Linked DNA regions of Homo sapiens: region 2 is linked to region 1. Evidence: chromatin loops called from intact Hi-C (ENCODE). Cell type or tissue: K562. All regions are shown on one strand. Each heading gives the region's core, and the rest is flanking DNA. Links, peaks and the distances in the headings are about the cores only. Region 1 holds the start of GALNT5 (polypeptide N-acetylgalactosaminyltransferase 5). Region 2 holds the start of LOC105373699 (a long non-coding RNA gene).

Region 1 (8,755 bases), core at 176-8,175:
AGAAAACTAGAGGTTGGGTCCCAACATTGGCACTTGTGAGCTGTGAGGCCTTGGGCAAATTACTTTACCATTTGCTCTTTTTTCCCCCCTCATCTGTTAATAAAGAGAGGTAACACTTTGCTAATCTGGCATGGCCACAAGGATCAGATGAAATAATATGCCTGAAGGATGAAAGGCCTCAACTGCCTGGCATGGCGCACCGCTCCTGATTGATAGGCAATGAGCAAATATCACGTGCAATGAAATGAACTGCCACTGTCTGAAATATCTGCTATTATCTGAAACCTCAGCTTCCTCTGTCTCAGTTTTTCTATAGGTAAAGCTGGGATGATGATAGTATCTACCTTGAGGAATTGTTTTAAGGATTAAATGAGAAGGCAAGTTGTGAAGCCTTTGTAAACACTGTTTCCTCATATTGCTGCTTCTCACACATGTCCATATTATCAACATTTTAGAAGCAACGCCAGTTGAGGAGGTACTTGAGTTTGGTATAATATAGCTGTTTTTCCAGGAGACTCTAAAAAGCTCCTTTCATTTCGAAAGCAAACAGCAAAATACAGCTTCTAAACATTGCTATTTTCCCTGAATTTTCTGAACCTTGAGCAAAAAAGTTGTTTCTCTCTTGAGAGGCTCTGTTCTGATTGGATCAGCCAGAAAAGCCCAATAGGAAGTTATTTTCAGGGCCAAGAGTACCAGGGCAATATTACAGCAAAAGTTTGATATATTATGCTGATGGTTAAACTGGGCCTTGTGTTCCGTATATGAAAAAGTATACTTCTTTCAAATTCCTGCATATACTAACTACTCTCTCCCAGGAGTGTTTCTAGGGCTTTCACAGTATTTAGGAGGAAAAGTCAGGAATTCACTTTAACATTTCTGTTTTCTATTAATTAGGCACTGTTTAGCTGTTTTCTTTTTAGAAAGAAACTAGTAGCAGAATTTGAACTAGTAGCAGAATTGTGCTTTCCATTCTTCTCCTCTAATCTTTGTTGTCTTTGTTATTCCCTTTGTTATAAGGAGAGTGGGATAAATAAAAGTATTCAAAGGCCCAGTTCATTGTCCTTTGGCCATATTTCACCTTCATTATGTTACAGCCTAGTCTGAACCCTTTTAACAAGTTTTCCTTTTTATGTCCTGCTCTCCTACATGACTTTTGAGTGAAAAAGAGTACTGTGCTCTAACACACAAACACAAATGCTCACAAATGCATGCACGTGCACACACAAATGAACACATACACACTATTCAAAAGGCACCACTGCATTGCTTACCCATAGAGGTGAAAGCAGGAAGTAAATCCTTTTGAATTCATCTCATGAGGTTTTTTTTTCCCTGCCTCCAATTGGTTTCTCAAGGAGATCTCATAGCTTCTCCAATCAATTTTAATTAATGTTCTCCAATCACTATTAGTCACAAAATCACGTTCATTTCATCAATTAAGATTTGTGTCCCATGTAAAAATTAAAAATTTAAATTTAATTTAACTTTAAAGTTTCTTTTTTTCTCTCAGCCTGATAAACTTTTAGAAGCTCAAAGTTTGGGAGGATACCTGATCACTTTATTTTCTCTCTTCTGTCTCCTCCCCCTCCTCCTCTTCCTCCTCCAGTAACTCATTCGTTATAGTTTTTGACCCTACTAGGATCAAAATTAAGGTTCCAGAAAGTTTTTCTTTCCCCTCAGTAATTTAGATTGGTTTGTGGCAAATGCATGGTGCTATCTTTTGCTTTTCAAATGTGCCAAAAAAAAACCTTTCTTTAGCTGTGTAGGAAGGAATCAAATTATTGGTTGACAGTCCTGGCTCTGGGCTAAGAGAATAAAGACCATTTTAATTGCTTTATTGAGGGGCTTGCCAGAGTTTTGTAGGGAAAGCAAAGCATTAAATTAAGCAGTTGAGTAACGTTATGAGGACACAGCAGTGGTAGACAAGCACGCCAGAATTCTTATTGTACTTTAAAAACTAAATGCTGGCAGCAAAAATTCCTTTGAGTCATTTTTCTCTAAATTCAGATTCAGGAAGTGCACTCTTAAAATAAGTTCATTTTTGGAGTTCCATCTTAACTATAGCTTCAGGCCAAAAGACAGACTTCTCCAAGTAGAACTGCCCTGCATAGGATCACATTTTAGCAAAACCTGTGTGTACGTGTGTGTGTGTGTGTGTGTGTGTGTGTGTATGTGTGTTGATTGTTGCTGACAGAAACAAACTTCAATCATTAGGAGCAAGAACTGAAAGGATTAGCTTTTAATTAAAAAAAGATTAAATATGGAACTTTAACTGTCAAAAAAGCATTTTATTTCAAGCAAATTTTATAGGCAAAATTTCTAGGCAACAATGAAGTTGTATTTTACATACTGACGTAAAACATTCTTGTAAATAAAATAGGCTTTCCTCTCTTGAAAGCCAAAACATTAAAATTAAGAACCAAAACAATAACAAAAATATAAAATAAGGGATAAACACAAATTAATGAATAGATTATAGTGTTAAACAGAATGTATTTGCCTTAAATCAGATTTTAATATCTTCTATATATTCATAATGAAAAATTAAGAAGTCATTATTAATTTATAAACAGACTTGCTGCAGGTTTCATTTGAATTGCTACCTTTTGATTATTTTTAAAGTAGTATCAATTTTCAAAAATCATTTCAGAGAAACAAATTGTAAATTCATACTGTGTAAACCTGTTGCTTCTGAATGTACAGCACTGTGATCAGTGCTAAAGGAGTACAAAATAAAGCTAAAGACAAAGTTTCCTTCAGAAGCTTATAATTTCACTAGGAAGGAAAAACAGACGTTCAAGGATTCAGTTAATGAAGAACACAGAATAAACAGTGTTTCAGTAACTAGGATGCCTGTGTACACTAAGAGTAATTGCAATTTAGAGGTCACAGCTACCTCATGGTCCAGGTGGAAGGAAGCCACAGTTGGATTCTGAGCAACATTGAATTAGAATGTGTGCAAGAGAATGGTGAGGATGGAGGGAGGCTGTGGGAAGGGACCAGTGAATGAAAACCTCAGTGGATGGTTACAACTGTAAAGGGTGGAGAAGAGCAAAGAGATTAGCTTTTCTTATGCTAAGGGCCCAGCTTGGAGAAAATGTCATGTGCAGGGTGCTATTGCTATACCACAAAGGGGAGAAACATGGGCAGACAGAAAAGGACAGTGTGAGTAACCCTGAGAACAGAAAGGAGTTCTTGTGCTTTAGAAAAGAGGTGTGGGCCGGATGCGGTGGCTCACGCCTGCAATCCCAGCATTTTGGGAGGCCAAGGCGGGCAGATCATGAGGTCAGGAGATCGAGACCATCCTGGCTAACACGGTGAAACCCCGTCTCTACTAAAAATACAAAAAATTAGCTGGGCATGGTGGCGGGTGCCTGTAGTCCCAGCTACTCGGGAGGCTGAGGCAGGAGAATGGTGTGAACCCCGGAGGCGGAGTTTGCAGTGAGCCGAGATCGCACCACTGCGCTCAGCCTGGGTGACAGAGCGAGACTCCATCTCAAAAAAAAAAAAAAAAAAAAAAAAAAAGAGTTGTGAAATTGAATCTTAACATTTTAGCAATGGTCCTTTGGGACTCCAGAGAAAACGGAGTGAAAAAGCAGGTTTGGAAAAGAGAATCTGATTTTAGAACTAGAGTAAGAGAAGTTGTCCTGGAAATCCCTGCCTGTCTCCTCTACCTTTTTATTGTTGTTGTTGTTGTTGTTGTTGTTGTTTTCTGAGACAAGGTCTTATTCTGTCACCCAGGCTAGTGGCACAATCTTGGTTCACTGCAACCTCGACCGCTCAGGCTCAAGTGATCCTCCCACCTCAGCTTCCTGAGTGGCTGAGACTACAGGCATGCACCACCACCCTTGGGTAATTTTTAAATTTTTTTGTAATGATGAGGTCTCACTATATTGCCCAGGCTGATCTCAAACTCCTGGGCTCAAGGGATCCTCTAACCATGTCCTCCCAAAGTGCTGAGATTACAGGCTTGAGCTACCATGCCTGTCCTCTACTTCTTAATGGTAACCTCACCCTAGCACATCAGCTCATTCATCTTTAAGATGATGTTAACTACCGACTAGTTATTATCTTCACTGGGTGAAGTTGAATTTAAATGATTATACCAAATCTGTGCGCTTTTTTTTTTTTTTTTTTACATTTTTTGGTTCATTCTGTATCAATGAGCAGTTGTGATATGACAGTTATGTGTGAATTCATCTATAACAGTGGATTTTGGGGAAATGAATAGGCCAAAAAGGAAGATATTCTCCAAAACTCTTAAAATTTAAAGGTTGCAGTAGGATGCTACTCCAGCTAATTTTAAGCTAGCCCTCCTGTATTCTTACAGTTATTTCTCTCTCTCTTTCTTTCACACACATGTACTCATTTTCTTATTCTATTTTATAACAATTTCCCCTTATGCTGACTTCGAAAACTTATTATCTTAAAAAATCTTATTGCATGCATTCCTGTAAGCAGCTACCTCAAACGCTTTTTGAGCCAGGCTGAAAATAAATAAAGCCAAATTTAAAAAAACAAAAACAAAAAACACTCCAAATCTTGCCAAACTGATGAATCAAATGTTTTTTGATTGTATTTTCTTTAACCTTTATCTATATGAATACATAATTTACACATATTTATAGTCAAGGTGTTTGGGTAAAAGAACAAAAAATGATTTATCCTCTTTCAAAGAAGAGGACTACAAAAGGACTGAAAAATACTTTGGGAGGCCCCAGGTCCAGGATCCCTGGTGGTAGACCCCTGAGTGGAGCGTAGCATCCGCCAGGCAGCTTGAGACACACCTATATTTAGCCAAGGTGGGTTATGTGATAAGAGGGAGGAGGCCTGGCCACATGCTCTCTGACTCATCCTCTCAAGCACATGTGTCAATTTTTCCTACAGTTGGGACAACCTCCTTCAGAAGACAGAGCCTGACTGTAACTTTCCTGGGCTGCAATGCTTAACTTCTACAGAACAAAGTATAGAAACTAAGAAGCACTGGGAGTCCCCGAGCTTTCAATGAGCCACACTAGTGATAACATCGTTATTACTTGCTTTGAGCACCCCCACCCCCGCCACGCATGTGCCTTTTCTCTGGTTTGGAACTGGAGCTTGTGCTTCTGTGCAGTGTCTAATTCCTCCCCAGACTCCCTAGCAGCCTGCCAGGTCAATAAGGGCATGTTAAAATGAAACTGCTTTAACGGCTACTTCATTTCCTTGCACTTTGTGTTCAAAGCTGGCATGTGTAATCCTGTGATACACAGGACTTTAGATTAGAGCTGGGCCAACACAATTTTTAGGATCCTTTTTGAGGGGAGATTGGCAAGAGATGGAAGAGAGTGCAGAATAATTTTGAGCATGAATTTTAATCATTTCTCTACAATGACTAGCTTTGTGACCACAGGCAATCTAGCATCCCAGGGCCTCAGTTTCCTCATCTTTGAGTATGTCTGCATTCTCCTCAAGACTGTGATTATCACCAGGGTGAGAAGCGTGAATGGCACAGTGCTTGGTATAAGCAGTGCATGGCTGATAGCTGTTTGCTGATGGCTAAGAGATGGAAAACGACCTGGTTGTAGCCGACATCACAATGAAGAGACTCTTCTTTCTAATGTGGATAAAGCTTCTCCTGTATCTGCCTTCCTCCTAGTAACACTGACTAAAATGTAATGCTGACTACCTAGATCACAAAGAAGAATTTTCTACAGAAGCCAAACAAGGCCATTGTTTACATGCCACATGTGCTAAGTCTCAATCTTGACATTCCCCAATCCAACTTCCTGGCAAATATTGTTTGACTTAGGGAACTGAGTTAACAGATATTGAACATACGGCTGTTGAGTACCTTCACTTATCAGTGGGCCAAGAAAAAAAATGCCAGGAACCCAATTATATTTGAATCAGATTAAATATCTATGTTTTGATCCACATCTGGTGATATAGTTATAGGAATTTAACTTTTTGAAGGACTGGTTACTGAAGGCCCATTGGGCAGCTTTAGAACTGCATTACCTTGAGAAAGTGTTGTAACTTCTGAGCGCCCTCGCCAGCTTGTTAATTTGAACCATAATGACTGCCTCCTCCTTTGCAGGGCTCATATGGAGTTCATCTATGTGTATGCAGGCTCTTTGTAAATAGTGAATGTCTACAAATATAAGTGATTATTATTATGCTTTTTATACCTCCTGTAGGTGTTTGCTGGTCATGGACTGATTGACTTTTTCCAACATTATGATTCCTATGTAACTGATCTCCTGAAATATCTACCATCTCCACCTATAAAGGAGATTAAATTTTAGGGAGTAAAGTCACTTCTCTTGCTATCCTGCTTATCATTACTTATGATTAGGCAGAATTCTGCTGGTTAAGATATGATTCCAGGGAGGCCTAGAAGAGTCCTTCTGTGTGCTTCTTTCCCAAATATATTCCTGACAAACTTGCTAATAATGAAAAGTTCCAAAATTGGGAATTCACTTCATTGTCACTATTCTAATGGAATTACACTTTAAGCTCTACCATTTATATACACGTTATTATGAACTGAGTTCATCTAATCATTTTAATAGGTTTTCAACAGAGGGAAGAAAATTGAACATGAGCTAATGGTAGGGACCAAAGTCTCAGAGAACAAGAACTCTGCAACTGCTAATAAGAGAATTTTTGTCTCTGTAGCTGGTGAAATATTTGAATGATATCCAATGATTAATGTTTCTTTAATTCTCTAGGTGACCAAAAATCACACAGAATTATCTAGCAATAAATCCTCTTTACATAACAGCCAAAGCACTTGGGGTTGAGGAAAGAGAAGAGAAATAGGTCTTACCCAGCAGGTCTGGTGTCTTCAATGGCTCTATCCACTGGGATCAAATCGCTAAGGTAGACATTGAAGTTTCCTTCTTTCCATCTTCTTTCTGCCTCCTTCTCCTTTCCATGGGGGACAACTACAGGACGCCCAAACTGCCCTGGAGCTTTGGGGTCCCTTGGAGAAAGTGTCACATCAATTCTTAACACCTGGTGCGTTCCACTGTCTTCAGGTAAAAGGGCTTTTATATGACTCTGGTTGTATTCTGTAGAGGGGGCTTTGGCAGTTATGTTGATTTTTGCTGGCTCTAGCCCTCCAGTTAAAGCATGGTTAGTTTGGGACAGTGGCACTCTATGTGGAGCAAGTGAAGAGGAAGACATCTCACTTCTATTCCTGGAAATGTGTTTACTTTGGCTTTTACCCAATACTTTAGGAAATATTGTTTTGGTTTTAGAATTAGAGACCTCTTTGGGGTCTGCCTTTTGCTCTTCCTCTTTGGTTATAATCACAAGATGGCTTTCAGAGAAATTGAGTTTCTTCCCATGAGCCCCTCTAGCTCCATCATCCTTTGACAAACTTCCCAAAGGTGTCTCATTAATAGATTGCTTCCTTAAGCGATTTGAATTGACAGTGAACTTAGGAAAAGGAAGACTCGTATTGGCTTTGTGTTTATTTGCATTGACTTCTTTGCTCTGAGTCTTAGTTTTGTTTAAGGCCATGGCTTCCCCAGACTTCGGCACTGCTGTGCTGGCAGGGTGTGCCCTCTCGTTTGCTACTGCCTGTGATCGCTGCTTTGGTCTATCAGTACTAAGACTGATGGTCACATTCAAGTCCCTTTCAGCTGCTAGTTTTGATGTGTCACTGCTGGGACTATGACTCTTCCGGGGCTCCTGTTTTAAACTGACACGTCCCATGTGTACTGATATTTTGACTACCTGAGTTCCTTTTGCTGCTATGAATGAGGTCTTTGGAGCCCCCTGAGCTGTCGTTTGCTTTGGTGTCCCCTGGTGAGAGGAGGCTTCAGGTTTGGTGCCTCTCCCGTCTGTCTTCTGCTTGTTAGGAGTCACAGGGAGGGTCTGCAGATGTGCAGGATGCCACAACGGCACAACCTTGCCCCTTCCCAGGGCATTCTGCATTTTTCTTTCCCTCTGGGTTTGGTCCAAGTCCACCTCAACCTTGAGCACACTCTCCTCAGTTTTTCTAACATTCTCTTTGCCCCATGCCCCTTTCCCATGTCCCCTTAGGGGAGGTTTCATCTCTTTTATGCTGCTGTAAAAAATTTTTCCTTGGTCTGGCTGAACTCTGAATCCTATCCGCTCCCTCCTCACAATGTCTTCCTTGATGACCCGAGTGTTGATCTCACTGAATGAGAGGCGGAGAGCTGCCATGTCAAAGAGGAGCCAGATGACAGAAGCTACAAAGATAAATGCCAAGACTCGCCCACTTCCTCGGAAAAACTTTCGGATCCTGTTCATGGTACAAAGCTTTCCCTAGCAGCCTGCCCTCCCTTAGCCTGCTTACCTTGAGTGGAGAGGAAGCTGAAGTAGCAGCAGCAGCAGCAGCAGCAGCAGAGTTGCCAGAAAGTGACCCCCTCCCCTGAACACAGCAGGAAGCAGCAGTCCAAGGGGAAAGCTCAGTTCCTACCGCTTGTCAGTCTCTGCCTGCGTGGCATTTCATAGCAGAGCATCTGTGCCTGCTTGGCTGGCCCTGGCTAAGTTCTGATAAACACTGGCCTTAGGTCACTCCAGGAGCAGTTGATTCCAGCCACCGAACAGTTCAACATATCACTTGTCTTGTCTCCGGGAGCCCATGTCCACCTTCCTACAAGCCCAAGAAAAGGTGGGGGCCAGATTGAGACTGCCGTTTCTCTCCTCCCCGTTCTCCGTCTGCACGCTGTAACTCAACACCACTTCTCATAAGGAAAACATTTCATGCCATTACCCAGAAAACTTCATTCAGCTCTCACCT
Region 2 (8,755 bases), core at 410-8,409, 1.9 Mb after region 1:
GCTTATATTTCCTATGGAAAAAAATTATTATAAAGTAATCTCCAAAATGTGTACAAATTTTCATAGAAAATATGTTTTTCTTGAACAGAAATCTATGAAACAATGATTTTAATTTGACTTGAATGCACAGATATCAGAGACTAGAGAAACAGGTTTAAAGATTTGAAAGTACCTTCAAAATTATATTTTAATATGTCAGGAGAAATAATCCTGCATATTACCATCACGTTGATAATGTAGCATATTAATATATGTACTACCTTATCCATATACTACCATTACATTTACATTGCCCTGGAATATAACCATTTAGGCACAATTGCTATCTCTCCATTAAAGGAAGTAAGAAACTCATCTATTGTACAATTCTAAACTGTGAATCTTTTTTCAAGTTAAAACAAAGTCAAAGATGGAGCCCTACAGAAATAGGAGAGAGAAATTTTGATAAGAAAAGAAAGATGGGGGAGAAATGGTGTGATTATTGCTCACAGTAGGGAGAAAAAAGAATTGAGTTAAGGGGAGTGTAAGAATGTCATAGATTGGTAAAGTTGAAATAAGAAACCATTTATTCAATTTTTCCCAATTCTGTACCTGGAAAAGACTTGGATCTATTCTAGCATTGTTAGTCATATATGTGGGTCAAACATCATTTACATTCCTTTTTGTTAGGCCATTGAAAAGGAATGATAGATTGAGGCTCATGGTTGTTTTTCCTATATTTTCTATTTACTTCAAAAATCCATATATTGCCAACTCGAATGTACTGAAATTGACTTAATATAGCTATGAGGTTAATATTTCCCACACATAAGGGAGAACAAGTTATAGTTAATGGGAATTAACTAGTGGTTGACATGGAATGTGAATCTAGTTGTCTTGATTTCAAAAGTCAAGGTCCTTCAGTATCAAAATCATGTGTCTGTCTTCACTGACAGAAATCTCTAGAATGTCTCTATTATTCACTGTAGCATGGTTACATCTACAGGGGCATATAAATACATTATATATTCATTATGTATTTATTATATATATTCATTACATATATATATTCACAAATCTCACCATTTAGAGAGAAATCTTATTTTATAAGCCTTAATTATATCTCTCATGATTATTGTATTTTCTGAGAACTCTAAGAAACTGCTGTTGAAGTAGGTTAGTAGGGGATGGGCATGACTGAAAAATACTATGTAGTTTTCTTCGTGCAACTACTTATTTAAATGTAAATTTTAAGTTAGTCGTTAAGAAGAACAGAAAGAGTTCCTTAGAGGCTAGCGGAGATAAAGAAAGAAGTGAGGTGGTTGGGCAAGGGAGAACTTCAGTGAAAGAAATGCAATATTTGAAACTTGTTTAATGTAGATATATGAAAGGTAATATAAATACTTCTTCATTTCTTCAGTAAAACATACTTTTTCTTGATATTACATTAGAGAGTTTAATCTGTTTGAGCATGAGACACAGTCCAGAGTTTTTCATCTTTAGCAGAAACCGAGATTGGTCAAGGAGAAAATATTATGCTTGAGATATTATGGCCACTAAGCCATCAATCTAGCTACCCATCCCTTAAATTATTTTTGGAATAAGATAAAAGATAAAGAAATGTTTTATATTTGTATATATGTAGAGTCAATGAGAGGCAAACACTAGATAATTTTTTTTAGAAAGACTAGAACTGTGCATTCTTCCTCCCAATTGAATATTATGTGTAAAAATACGAGTAAAAATATTGTGAAAAAATTACTAAAGAATTATAATTGTGAATAAGTTAACATTTATATATCTGTATATGAATATATCAAGTTTTCTGCAATATTTTGTATTTTTCACTGTCTCTACTTATATCACTTCTAAAATTAGACTTTCTATCTCATGTAAGTCACAGAAGTTGGAAATTTGTACTTTAGGAAATACAATATTTTCAATTTAGATTATATCAATTAGTAGAAAAACATATTCATTGCAGATGACACAATTCACATGAAAATACCACACAACATTTTTGAATGACAGAAAATTTGTAAAAAAATGTGAATGCAGTGTTTGAATTATTTTTGGCATTAATTCTACAAGTTATTTTTATTACACTATTAAAATATTTGACATGTTAACACTTTAAGTGTCTCAAATGTGCATTTAATTCAGATTTAGTAACACAAGTTTTGCTTATGAAAACTAAGTCAATTATTGAAAGCATTTCCTAAGGTTTAGCAATTATTTGAGAGCTGCATTTACTCTAAAGTAATTAGCTCAAATGGCATGTTCATGAAAGCAGATTTAGAACAACTTTACATATTGGTATGACAGGGAAATGTTTAGTACCAATATAGCTAAAAATATTTAAATTTATTTGATCTGGCAAGCATTTTATTTTAAACAAAGGAACAAGTAGACATTTTAAAGTATATTTGTCACATTTTCAAGATACAAAATTGCCATATTTATGGCTAGAATCTTGTATAAAATAAAAATGTCAAAATTAATTGAAACAATGTAAAATTTTAGGGAGTTCTTACTTTGTTTTTATGTTATCAACTTTCTTATTTGAATATGATATAAGCAAAAGAGTATAGTTTATGAGGCTGTATATGTTACATAGTAAGATAGAACAAAACAAAAATCCAGATACTCATGACTCAGCTTACAAAAATAGAGCACTACAAATAAAGTTGAATTCCCTGCTCTGTATTAACTGATCACATTGCTTACTCTTACTTAATGAAGTAACCACTGCTCTGAATTTGGTTTTACTCATTCCCTTGTTTTGCTCTATAGTTTTACAACATACATACGCACACACCACACACATTTAATATTGCATTACTTGGTTTTACTGTGTGTGTGTGGTGTACACACATATAAAAAATTGAACTTTATTCTTCCATGATAAATCTATTTATTGTATTTTATTTCATTTTTGTTTTTGAGGTATTTAAATGCTAATGCTTGAAGCAGGAATTAATTTATTTTTATGATGTTACAATAAATATTATTCTGTATGCGTATTTATGTATTTATTTATTGCTTCTTCAGTTAACGAATTTTGTTTAACTCTTTTTTTTTCTCTGCCATTATGAGCAAAGCTGTTATTAGCTTTTTTTTTTTTTTTTTTTTTTTTTTTTGAGACAGAGTCTTACTTTGTTGCCCAGGCTGGAGTGCAGTGGTGCGATCCTGGCTCACTGCAATCTCCGCCTTCTAGGTTCAAAGAACTCTCATGCCTCAGCCTCCCAAGTAGCTGGTGGTACAGGCATGTCGCACCACACCCAGCTAATTTTTCTTGTATTTTTAGTAGAGAGAGGGTTTCTCTGTGTTGGCCAGGCTGGTTTCAAACCACTGGCCTCAAGTGACCCACCCACCTTGCCTCCCAAAGTGCTGGGATTACAGGTATGAGCCACCATGCCTGGCCAGCATTCTTGTACACATTTTCTGTCACACATATGTAAGAGGCTCAGTCATAGTGTTAGAGTAGGTAGCTAGGCAGACATGAGCAGGACCGGAAAGTCCCCTCCAAGAAATGTCAGGCAACCATCAGATGATGGTCAGGCAGTTATTAGTTTGTCTTTCTAAAATAATAATTGCTCATAACTGGTGCCAGGGAAAGGTAGTCCTCTAATACATAGAAAACACCTTCAGCTAGTGATCAGCAGCTTTCCAATAAGATCTCAGGAGTTGAAAAAGTGGGCTTAAGCATGCACACTAGGAGGCAAAATGACAGAGTTTAACAAGTATATGACCTTCCTCTGGTAATACTCCACGGCTAAGGGAAACAGCTTTAAATGAGCATGCACACAACTTCACAACTTCAGTAAGCACACTGTGCATGTGGCCCCTCCCAAGTGAGGGTGAGGTTGCTGCAGACCCCATATGGATATGAATACGTTCTGCCAGTAACACTCTCACTTGTACCTTAGGACTCAAAGTTGATAACTGAGCTGCCACTGTCATTGCTACTACCACTCTAGGAAACGTAGAGAGTGATCGTGCTGCTGACTCTACCTGGTCTATCTCAACACCAATACAATCAGAACAATGCAGTTTCTTCTACCACTCTGTTCTAGCCACACTCCAGCTTTTCCTGTCTCACAGCCTTGAAAACCTCAAAGACCAGCATATATCCTCCTCTCTGTCAGGTAAGTCTCATTACTCTCCCCAGGATTAGCTAGTTCACAGGATGTTTGAATATGGAATCGTTGATTCTCTAGCAAGTAAAGAGAATACCTGCCCCATCCATTCAAGAATTGAGTTTGCTGCAGACCCGTCGGATTTGCCGCTGCTACCATGCTTTGGCGTCTTGACTTTTTCTGCCCGAGGCATTCAACCTCCCAAGTATGTTAGCTGTGGTGAATCTGATTCGTCTGCAGCAAACTCAATTCTTGCCTTCTCAGAAGAAACAATTCGGCTGAGGGACATAAGGCAGAGTGAGAAATTGAAGCACGTTTTAGAGTAGGAGTAAGAGTTTATTAAATAGCTTTAGAGCAGGAATGAAAGAAAGTAAAGTACACTCGGAAGAGGGCCAAGTAGGCAACTTGAGAGAACCTTGACCCTCGACTTGGGGTTTTATATGTTGTCATGATTCCAGGGTTTGCATTTCTCCTCCCCTGATTCTTCCCTTGGGGTGGGCTGTCCACATGCGCAGTGGCCTGCTAGCACTTGGGAGGGGCCACATGTTCAGTGTGTTTTCTGAAGTTGTGCATATGTTCATTTAATGAGGTTTTTCTCTTACCGGTCAAGTGTTCCCAGAAGAAGGTCACGTATCAGTTAAACTCCGCCATTTTGCCTCTAAATGCGCATGCTTGAACTCACTTGCCCAATTCCTGAGATCTTATCAGGAACTGTCAATCACCAGCTTCTGTTGTTTCTATCTGTTGGGAGACTGCCTTTCCTTGGCACCTGCTACAAGCAGCTATTATTTTAGAGACACAGACTAACAACCCTCTGATCGTCACCTGATGGTACCCTGACATTCCTTGTTGGGTTTGGGGCCTTTCCTGCCCTGGTCATGTTTGCTTAGCTGGCTGCTTTAACAATACAATATACTATATTTAACTTCAGTAGTTTTTCAAACTACTGTTTGTAAATTTTTTTTTGTCTTCTAGAGTGATTGTTCTACCACAGGTTTATATGAATTTGAATTTTTCTTATTTTATATTGCCATCATATCTGGTAATATGAGACTCTATTTCTTTCTTCAATTTTTTTGAGAGTAAAATTATACTTCACTGTGGTTTTCATGTTTATTTTAATGAAATAAAGCTCAATAGTTTCCTATCTTTTAAAAGCCACTATGCATTTCCTTTTCTTAGAGATTCTTGTTTTTGTGCTTTCCCATTTTAAGTATTGTGTAGTTTTTTTTTTTAACTTACTAATTTTAGGGTCTCTTTATATATACTTGATAGCACCCTTTTATAGTTTTTAGATGTAGCACATATCTTTTCCCGGAGTATAATATCTCTAAGAATATTGTTTACTTTTGATTTAGTCAGATAAGGTATTCTATAAAATAGTGATATTTTAGAAAGCTAAACATTTAAAACACCTAAAAAGTAGTTCATTAATCTAAATATTCCAAATGAATTTGAAAAGAATTATTTTTACACTCGTTGGAAGCAATACTGTATACACATTCCTTAGATCAAATATAATTTCTTATTGTCATACCTTCAATATCATTACACTGTGGTTTTGTTTTTGTTTTGTGTTATTTATCAACCACTGAGAGGTATATATTTAAAGAAAACTCCTAAATCAGGTGGGTTTGCCAATTTTATTTTGTAGTTTTATTAGTTAATATATATTTATATATTTTATGATGTTCATACATTTAATTTGTAACATTATTTTAGTATCAAAATAGTACCTGAAGCTCCACATTTTCTAGAACTAGCCAAACAAGTGATTCTAAAATTTATATTTAAAAACAAAAGACAAGTACAAGCAGTAAAACTTTGAAGAAAATTCAATGATAGCAAGCTAGTAATCCACCCAGCAATGGTAAACATAGGATTAAGCATCCATAAGCAAAACAGCACAGCACCCTTTCACTATTAATTGACTGAATTGAAGCAAAGTTTTCTAAAGTATAGAAATAGAGCCAAATAAGCCTGGACATTTAAGACGTGACAAAAATACCATATCCAATCTATGGGGGAAAGGTCAACTTTATAATAAATAATATTTGAGCTAAATTTTGCCTATCAGAAAAAGATTATAATCATAAAAGTCTCACGTAATATACCATAATTTATGAATCAACTCAATTTTTAAATGTGAAAAGGAAACAGAACAACCGGAAAGAAACCTGAGTTAATTTTTTTATATACCCTTGTCATTGAGCAGGACTTGCCATTGTGTCACAAACAACAAAAGCCACAAAAGAAAAGCTGGGTAGATTAAATTATATAAAAAATAAAGAATACATGCATTAAAAAAATTCCTTAGTAAAGTCAGAAGGCAAATTACCAATGGGAAGTGTGTGTATGTGCTTGTGTGGATGCATGTGCACATGTGTGCATGTATACCATTTATACTACAGATTTATACCATTGAAATAGGGCAAATCTATGTACTCAACAATCAAAAGAAGACAGGTAAAGAAATTGTAGGTAAACTGTCTCTCTCTTCTCACTGGGTGTTTTGAAGTTTTTTTTTGTTTTTTTTTTCTCTACCATTTCACAAAAGATGTCCATGATTGCTTTTATGTATTGATTTTTATACATCTATAATTTTACATTTTCTTTTGCTTCATGAATATTCCTATTTTTTCTGTTTCCCCTATTATCTATTTCTAGGCTTGTTATTAGAAATATATTAAAGTCACACATCCAAAATCTTTGATATTCTCAATCAGTTTGATGGTAATTTATTCAGATGTAATTATTGTTGATATAATTTAGTCAAATCTAACTAGGAGCTTATCAATTATTTCCCATCTCTGCCTTATCCCGTTCAACTTATATACTTTTCTTCTTTTGTGTTTTAATTTCTAGAAGTTCTATTTTTTGAATTATTCCTGTTTGTTTTCATAGGCTTCTCTTTTTTATGATTTCAATAATATATGCTTGTTAGTTTCTTAAATTCTTGTAGCTTTATTTTTATATGGTATTTATGGGACTGACACAAACATCTATATACACACATATTTATAATATATATCATCCTATAAATATTTGCTAACTCCAGCTTATTGTGTTGTATTTGAACTTATTTTTACTCTGCATATATGTTCCTCATAATTTATGGCCTTGACAAATTAACTGAATGAAGACATACCTACCCACAATATGCAACTATAAAACTTGACTAGCTATATAAAATAATTGCTTTCAGACATTAGACAACCGATAGTATAGGACTGTAATCTCTGAGAAAAGAAAATAAGCTAGATAACATCTATGTTCACCTGAATTTTCTGCCTAGAGACTATTTTCAATGACAGTACTGGAGAAGAAACCTTAAATGACAAAAAATCTTACTGAGTTGAGGAGATGGAGACCAGACGTTAGAGTAACTGAGACAGATGGAATTTATGGGACAGAATACCAGGAATGAGGCAACTACCTAAAGAAAGAGCTCCAGATATCTGCATTTGCGTCACTTTGAGTCTTTGCTGAATGATAAAAAGACGTCTTCATGGAGCGAAGTTCCCACAGGCCTGGCAAAGAACATGTACTCAGAGATACAAGCTAAACAATTTTCAGAGCTTATAGAGAAATAGCAGATGTAAGAATTCCTATCAACCAGAATGGAGAGACCTCACAGAAAAGCTTTGGCATGAATAGTAGGGCTAAACAATCACATGAATAAATATTTCACTAGACTAGCCCTAGAAAAACAAAAATAACTTTCAAAAGTTTCAAGCTTACTTTGGGAGGCCGAGGCGGGCGGATCACGAGGTCAGGAGATGGAGACCATCCTGGCTAACACGGTGAAACCCCATCTCTACTAAAAATACAAAAAATTAGCTGGGCGTGGTGGCGGGCGCCTGTAGTCCCAGCTACTCCGGGGCTGAGGCAGGAGAATGGCGTGAACCCAGGAGGCGGAGCTTGCAGTGAGCCGAGATCGCGCCACTGCACTCCAGCCTGAGTGAAAGAGCGAGACTCCGTCTCAAAAAAAAAAAAAAAGTTTCAAGCTGATTTGGAAATAAATCAACTCTCTGCCAAAACATGTTTAAAAGAACTTGCTTTTAAAGTTACTTTTCAATACTCTTTAAAAGAAGACAATAAAATCCAGACACATGAGAATATAATAATCAAAATTGCCCTACCATACAATAAGAATTACTAGAAATGGAATAAAGCACAAACAGGTAACTAATCACTAGGAGAGAAACAAGTCAATAGAAGGAGATTCTGAAATAATAATGGTTAAGAGCATTATCAAAAAAATACTTTACAACAATTCTTTTCACAAATTTAAAGAAAAATATGAACATTACGAGAAATATGGAAACTATAGAAAAGAAACAAATGTAAAATGTTGAGCTAAGAAATTAATATTGAAAGAAAATATTTCAATCGATGTAATTAATAGCAATTTAGATATTGCATAAAGATAAGTAAGTTTAAAGATAGCAAAAATGGTAAAAACAACAACAAAAAAAACCCAACACTAAAAAATCTGTATAAACTGACGAAGTAAAAAATTTACTCAATAGATTGAGCCCCATAAGGGGGTGACACAAAATTATTGACAAAATCACGGCCAAATATTTTTTCAATTCAATGAAAACCATAAGCTCAGAGGTTCAAGAAATGTGACA

The links. Peaks named below come from ENCODE experiments on the same cell type or tissue, not always from the same donor. Only the 100,000 strongest peaks of a DNase experiment are listed, where the experiment ranks them.
Region 2: it touches region 1 in a loop (8-fold over the local background); 1 of 110 quality-filtered maps calls a loop at or near these places.

What each region holds. Positions count from the first base shown.
Region 1 is chr2:157,257,590-157,266,344 of GRCh38, reverse strand. GALNT5 (polypeptide N-acetylgalactosaminyltransferase 5) reads right to left here and starts at 8,640. Exons shown (of 10, transcript NM_014568.3): 1 at 6,809-8,640. The coding sequence starts at 8,262. In K562, for the core only: no CTCF peak of the experiment used is centred there; DNase peaks (open chromatin) are centred at 3,032, 4,804 and 7,634; H3K4me3 peaks cover 5,777 bases.
Region 2 is chr2:155,359,596-155,368,350 of GRCh38, reverse strand. LOC105373699 (a long non-coding RNA gene) reads right to left here and starts at 4,942. Exons shown (of 4, transcript XR_923496.2): 1 at 4,721-4,942. In K562, for the core only: no CTCF peak of the experiment used is centred there; a DNase peak (open chromatin) is centred at 4,820; H3K4me3 peaks cover 604 bases.